Linked DNA regions of Homo sapiens: region 2 is linked to region 1. Evidence: chromatin contacts called from ENCODE Hi-C data. All regions are on one chromosome and are shown on one strand. Each heading gives the region's core, a stretch centred on a gene start or an enhancer-like site at or near the end of the contact. The rest is flanking DNA. Distances are from core to core; before and after follow the strand shown. Region 1 has its middle 170 kb from the start of ICOS. Region 2 overlaps NRP2 (neuropilin 2).

What was found. A loop is a pair of places that touch in the nucleus more often than their neighbours do. Pooled maps may share reads with other maps.
Region 2: a map of CD4-positive, alpha-beta memory T cell shows a loop between it and region 1 (16-fold over the local background). The contact joins two enhancer-like sites. A Hi-C loop is called at or near these places in 2 of 168 maps with a recorded cell type or tissue (CD4-positive, alpha-beta memory T cell and endothelial cell of umbilical vein), 1 of 37 single-sample maps with no recorded cell type and 8 of 50 pooled maps.

What each region holds. Positions count from the first base shown.
Region 1 is chr2:204,108,178-204,111,641 of GRCh38, reverse strand. No RefSeq gene overlaps it. Among named protein-coding and RNA genes, the nearest start is that of ICOS, 170 kb to the right of the region's middle. Within about 2 kb of position 1,820, at least 13 of the 41 ENCODE cell types and tissues checked have a DNase peak (open chromatin) inside an H3K27ac peak, as active enhancers do.
Region 2 is chr2:205,765,127-205,768,590 of GRCh38, reverse strand. It overlaps NRP2 (neuropilin 2), which reads right to left. Exons shown (of 17, transcript NM_003872.3): 14 at 3,021-3,117; 15 at 1,788-1,808. Among named protein-coding and RNA genes, the nearest start is that of NRP2, 84 kb to the right of the region's middle. Within about 2 kb of position 1,635, at least 2 of the 41 ENCODE cell types and tissues checked have a DNase peak (open chromatin) inside an H3K27ac peak, as active enhancers do.

The sequences.
Region 1 (3,464 bases), core at 571-3,070:
CCTCCCTACTGGGGGCCCACTTCAAAGGCAATGTTTGATGTCCCCTGATGCTGCCTGTGGGTGAAAGCGCAGATTGTTGTGTTTCATTTATTAATTACTTAAAACAGAAAAATAAAAGCCAATTTTCTTCTAAATTTCTCTCTGTCTACTTTGAGTTAACATCCTCCAATCTGGTTTTTGTCATACACGAGTAATTTTAGTTCCAAATACTGGTATGATGTCATTATTTAACACCTTTTTATCTAAGGATATTGGCGTGTCTTGCAAAAGAGTATGTTGCTGCTTTGTCCTCTATTTAGAAAACAAACATTGAGAAACTAAGAGAGACCACTCCACTATTCCAAAATCACACCATACACATAGTTGGAGATAGGAAGAAAGCCCGGATTTCTTATTCAATTTCATCAGAAAAGGAGACGTCTTCCCAGAACACTGGCAACTCTGGAATCCCCCTGAAACCCAAAGAAGAAAAATGTCCCCCTACTTCCTCATGAACCAAATGTTCCACCAAGCTTTACTTAGAATTAGTTATTTCACTCCAAACCCGGTCTGCTTTTTGCTGAATATTTTCTCAAAACTAAAGCCAGTCAACAGAGTTCTCTCTGGTGTGAAGCAAAACAAAAACAATCCAAAGTTTTTATGTTGTCACCAGACAAAAATTTGCTAAGAACAAGCAGAAATGAGGAGTTAATGGATCCCATATGTGGCCACTAACATAGGTTTATGAGATTTTCCAAGAGATTTCTGAAGATTCCTATAGCACAAAGGAAGATCAAACAGCCACTTTCCTGTCAAACAGGGCAAAAAATGCTCCATCCATAGTTCCCCCTGCATTTATTTTGGTAAACCTGGAAAGAAAAGGTGGCTGCAATATCTGCCTTACAGGGAGCTGACCACAACATGTGGTATACTGGAGCAGGAAAGAAGGTCCTTAAAGACGTCACCTGTGTCCTCACAGCACAAGCAGACCTGCCCTTAGAGCCCACTGCTTGGTATGAGATGTAGCCTCTGGGGGAGGGCTGAGCAACGGAGAGGGAGAGCTGGACAATTTTCTTCATCCGGGAAAATTGCACACACACAAAAATAGCTGCTTTCTTCAAATGTCAATCAGCTCCTTCAAGTTTCAAGCTTCACTGAGGGGTCAGAAGAGGCATTTCCTCTACACATATTTCAGTATCACATCGGGACGTTCAGCCACACACAGCTTCCGGCACGGGGGCTGTGGTTGTGTTGGAGTTAACCACACAGGGCACAGGGTGAGGGAGTTGTCGTTGTTGTTCTTGTTTCTGTTGTTGTGATGGAGGCGGGGCAGCTGGTGGGGTTAAAACGGTTTCCATTATTATTATTTTCTTTCCCCCTTTGTGTGCTATGAACTCTGAACTAGACAAATGAGAACTATCTCCCCTGTTATTAGTAGAATGTCTTCTGTGAGCAAATTCCAACCACTAGAATGTCCGTGTGAACTGCAAAGGCAACCACAACAGTTTTGGAAACTGGGGATGATTGTGGGGCTCCTGGACCGCTGCCCTCCGCCCTGCAGCAGGGAAACAGAACACCCTAGACAGGTGGGGAAGGAGTGGATGGGGGTGAGTCTGCAGGAGAGGAAGCCTGGCCGAAATGTGCTTTTGGATAAAATGTCCCGATTAACCAAGAGCACACAAAATGTGCAGACTGGCAGCACAAGGCCTTAAGCACCCGCAAAGCACGCTGAGTCTTTGGGCTGCTCTGTGACAGGGAGATGTGTTTACCCCAGACAAGTTCACCAGTCCGACAGCCGCCTGAGGCCAGTTGGAGAGGAGGTTGAAATGTTCCACAGTGTGAAGAGTCAGCGCGATCTGTAGAGATAATGGAGCATTCGGTTTGACATCCAAAACTGGTGTATCCAGGAGGAGCGGGATTCTTGCTGGGAGGAGAGACAGTAATTGTTTTTAGCAAGACAGATAAGACATTCCGGTTTCTGTAGATTCCTCCCCAACCAGGAAACAACTGCCTCCAATGTCAGTGCTAAATATTGAAATCAAGGTGTGCAAATGCCTCAGCTTCTCTCCACCGCCTGCTGCATGATTACTTTCAAATAAGAATGTCCTTCCTTCTTAATTTTACACTTAGATAGGTAAAAACATCATCAATTTTAGCAGACTGTTTAGTTTTAATCTGATCAAAACAATCATTCACTAAGAACCTTCTAAGAGATTATAGGAAACATTAATTGTGTAGCTGGACTGGGATACGACTGGAGGGAGGCTTGTAAATAAATCCTAGGACTTGAGTCCAAGAAATATAAAAGGAGAGAGAACACAGAAGCTAGTGCAGATAGATGCCTGATGTCTCCTTTTAGGTGAGAGCATAGAAACATGTAGAGCTTGTTTCCTCTGAGGTTAGATACCGTTTAGTCCTTCCTTGGGTATTCCCATTTACGGCTGTGGTCAAGTGAATCAGCCACAGACGTTACTATTACTTAAAAAGAAAACCATTTTCTCTACATTGGTGCTAGTTCCAAATTGTGTCTGTGTGATCGTCCCTCCCTCAGCCATCTCATTTCCAGGGCTGACAAATATTTAGCCTACATAAATACACATTTGGGGAGATCCTACGCCATTTCTCCCTCCTCGTGACCCAACTCGTATTCTTCAAAACATCAAACAAAACAATTCGCAGAATAAAGTTGCCTTCCGAAAGAGGGATTTCCCCCTCCAGTTTCCCTCCCACTTCCACTAGGTCAGTCTGTCTTTCTTCCCTCCTACTCTCCTATACCCCTTCACCCTCCCCAGCAAACTCTGGAAAAACAGTAGTAACTAACATTTGTGCCTTTGGCAATAAAACCACAGGCCTCACAAACCCCAAATGGCAAAAAGACATTTCCATTCCAATCCCAGTTTTAAATTAAACTGTAATGAAAAATCAGCAGTGGCAGCTGGGACCAGAGACACTGATTGTCTCTAGGAACAAAAAGGAGGGGAACAGAGGGGGAGAGGAAAAAGAAAAGAGACTGCAAGGAAGCCTCGCTCTGGTAATAAAGCAGCTGGTAAACCTTCAAGTAAAAAGAAATTAGAAAAACAAATCTAGTGCAGAGACAAGCAAAGATGGCTGTTTTCCTCTACAATCACAGTGAGGCAGACCACAAATCACCCTCCACTTTATGAATGGACAGGAGGGGGTGGGGTGGGAGGGAAGATGAGTGGGCCTGTGCTGACACCTGGAGGAAGATTAGGGAAATTCTCGGGGGGTTGGTCCCACCCCCACATTCCGTGAATGAGTGGGGATTTTGGCTTTCTCAGTGGTCATAGTCAATACTGAGGCTACAAGGAAAAATAAGAAGACCTCATTGCCTTCTTAAAAAATATTTTTAATTGATAAATAATAATTGTACATATTTTTGGTGTACATGTGATACTTTCATACATGTATACAATGTGTAATGATCAAATCAGGGCATTTAGGATATCTAAACCTTAAATTTTTAT
Region 2 (3,464 bases), core at 386-2,885, 1.7 Mb before region 1:
CCTCATGGTAAGCACAGTTTCAAGGAGAGTGTACGTGCCCTGGTCTGCTTATTCTCTTACGGAAGTGAAGCACTTAGCACTTAGCCACTGTACTTGTCAGTCATGGCCCGACACGGTGTGCACACAGAACAGTGTCTGCAGCAGCTGCTGGCACGTCTTTACCCAGCCTTTCTGGGAGCTGTGAGTCTCCACAACCCAAAGAGAGTCAGGCGAAACAACATCCACAGCTTTCACTTCACCAACATAAGCATTACCTTGGGTCCTGAAGGTTAGAACTCGAATTCGACTGTAATCCAAAGTCGTTCAGTTTGGCTCTCAGCTTTCCTCCAATACTTTGGATTTACATTAACATAAACCTCACCCCCAGAGAGCACCAGTGTATGCACATGAATACTCTTAATACTTTTAGAACTGTGGTACAGGGAGTGGGCATGGGGTTCAGGGACACGAGGAAGGGTAAGAAAGGCAATATATTCTATGTCGGTCTGTCATTCCCCTGTCGTCTGCAGCTTTGTTCCTCACTGGCTGTCTTAGAGCTGATGAGTGGCAAATTGGGTGAGATGATTTGGAGTCAGGGAGCATATCTAGGTGGCAAACCAGGAATTCATCTCTTTCTAGCCCAGAGCTGGACAGATTAATGAGAGTGAAGATAACGAGTCTAGACGGCAGATATAAAAATGGCTGCCCTTATCTCTGCAATGCTGCCACTTGTAGGGGTAAGCCCAGCCAGTACAAAGAGGGCACAGCAATCCTCACAATTGCTGGCATCAAACAGGTCATGAAGAACCCCCATCATTTGGTGAGGGTGTTTTTGTGTGTGCTTTTACACTCAGGCCAACTGCAGTGACGCATTTAGAGTGGCTCCTAAATGTTTGGCATTAGAAACCGGTGTGGGAACTTCAGCAGTGTCCGCTAATAGGTTTGCAAAGAGGGCAAAATGTAAAATCTGCTGCATTGTAACAGCACAAACAACATTGCCATCACCCAAGGCTGGAGGCCTTTTTTTTTTTTTATAACCTGGATGAGGCAAGCATCCCCAATTCTTCTCACTTTGCTCTGCTCTCTCTGCTTTCTCGGGGGAGAACACGTCCTTTCTGATTTTCAGTCCTGCATTTAAAGTGCTCTAGCTCCAGTCATCGAATGCACCTCCTTATTCCCTTGACTGGACACCGGGTCCTAAATGTGGCAACTCTTTCTCCTGAGGCCACCACTTCTGTGTCTCTTTCCTAACTTCCTTCTCTTACAAGCAGCCTGCCACCGTACCTCACTGAGGTATGGTGACTGCAGGTACTGACTGCAGGCTGTACACAGAAGCCCCTCGGCTCTGTGGTTAACTGAAACCGCTGCCTTGGTACCCTGGAACTGGAAAGAAACCATCTTCAGGCTAAAATAAATCATTGCCACCTCATTTCACTTTTAATTTATACTGATTTTTTTTTTTTTTTGGTTCAGTCTTCCCACAGTCTCTCCTTTCTCACCACCCCTGCATTTTCAGCCTCATTGCTCCCCGTTGGACAATGCAAGGCTGAAAGGTTTATCTGTAACCTATTTGTCTCTATTAATAGGTTTCTAAACTTTAATTAAACAAGAGACAGTGAGGCTCTCAATCCCCTTCCCGCATCTACAGGTGTTGCTAGTGCCATCTAGCGGCAGGAAGGTGTGGCGTCTCTTTTCTCTTGCGAGATTTGACAAATTTGGAGGTTGATTCCCCCCATCAAATTCACATCACATGGGGGAAGGAAAAAGCATGCAAAAAAAAAATTTTTTTTTACCTTTAAAATTCTCACCTGCAAAAGCCGAGATGGGTTCTGAAAAAAACAAACAAAAAATTGGACTTAGTTAAAGGCAAGAAACAATTGGGTGAACATAGAGTGAATAATTGGATGAATATGATGATAAACATGACTGCACTCGGTTTTTTTGTACCACTCCATGGAGAGGGCCCCCCATCTTCCACATGTTCTAGGCTGGCTCTAACACATCATCATCATGGGGTGGTGATGGCGGAGGAGGGGGGATTCTCAAAGTTGCTTTGGAACAAAAAGTCCTTCATCAAGAAATGGGTCCCTAAAGTATTGTAATCAGTTACTTACTGCTGATTACTTTCTCAGAGCCTGGATTACTTTTAGATGCCTGGGGCCTGAGAGTTGCCCGGAGGGACTGGGGTGGTCCCAGGTGCTTCTGACATCATCAAGCACACACACACCAGGGGTCGTGTGCCAAGAAAGGCAGTTGGTGAGTTACTGCAGCCACTCTGCTGACTGAAAGCAACCCTCATGCCTTCTCAGGGTTCCTTTCTTGGTTTGGGAAATGTCCATGGCTCTGATGGGACACAGCCAGGGTGACCTCATCTGCAGCAGGAGACCCTGAAGAAAATGCGTGCCTCTCAGGTGGACTGGCTGTTCAGGTGCTTTTGACCAAGATGATGGTTATGATATCCTTCTCGTGCCAGTCACCTGGCCTGCAATGTTTAATCCTACAACAACTTTGGGATCTTGGGCATTAGAGGTATTCGTTTTAAAGAAAAATCTGAAATCTTACTTCAAATGCCACAGTTTGCTCTGCAATTCATTCATGTAAAATAACTACTCAGGTAATTGTGTTATCACTCTTACATAACATATGTACTATTTTTGCTCACCAGTGAAGGCTTCCATTAAATCCATCAAACCTTTCCAGCATATAATTTTGACTGGCAGTTGCTCTCGTCCTCTAGCATTTTCTTTGCTAAAAGCTGGGGTTTGCTGAGGGGGTCTTGGCACCCTGAACCTCTATGTACTTAGTGCATGTCTATTTCTGATTGGGAACAGGGATATAAGCCGTCCCCTTACCTCACACCCCTTCCCACCCTGAACCCAGCCTAAGACACAACTACACCCACACCTTACCTTGCAGAGACTGTGGCTGCCCCACCCACTGGGTAACGACTGCATTGGAAAATGGTGTCCTGCCTCCTCTTGCTTATCCCAGCCCTTGGGGTCTTATTTGAAAGAACCATGAAGAGACAGATATTCACATACCCATGCAGTTCTCCAGTGGGACATCAGTGCTTATCCGAATGTCATCAATGGCAATCTCTCCGGAACGTCCTTTCCCTATCACTCCCTCGAACACAATCTAGAAGCCGGAAGAATAAGAGCCATGGTTAACTGAGTCTCCTAGTCCAAACGGTGCAAGGATTTCCAAGTTTCTGTTAGCTGCAGCTTAAAGCGTGTGTGTGTATGTGTGTGTGTGTGTGTGTTATTGCACCTGGTACACATCTGTTGACCACATGGCTACAGCTCTTGAAATCTTAATTCAAAATGAGTTTGTTCAAATCAAACGCATATTTAAGGGGATAAGAAAATATAACAAGGGGGTGGATATTGTTGTCCAGTAACTAGAATGTATTGATTAAAAGGGCCATAATCAGAGACTATTGAAAGGGGGGTTGAAACTTCCCTCACTATTTTCGAGGTTCCTGT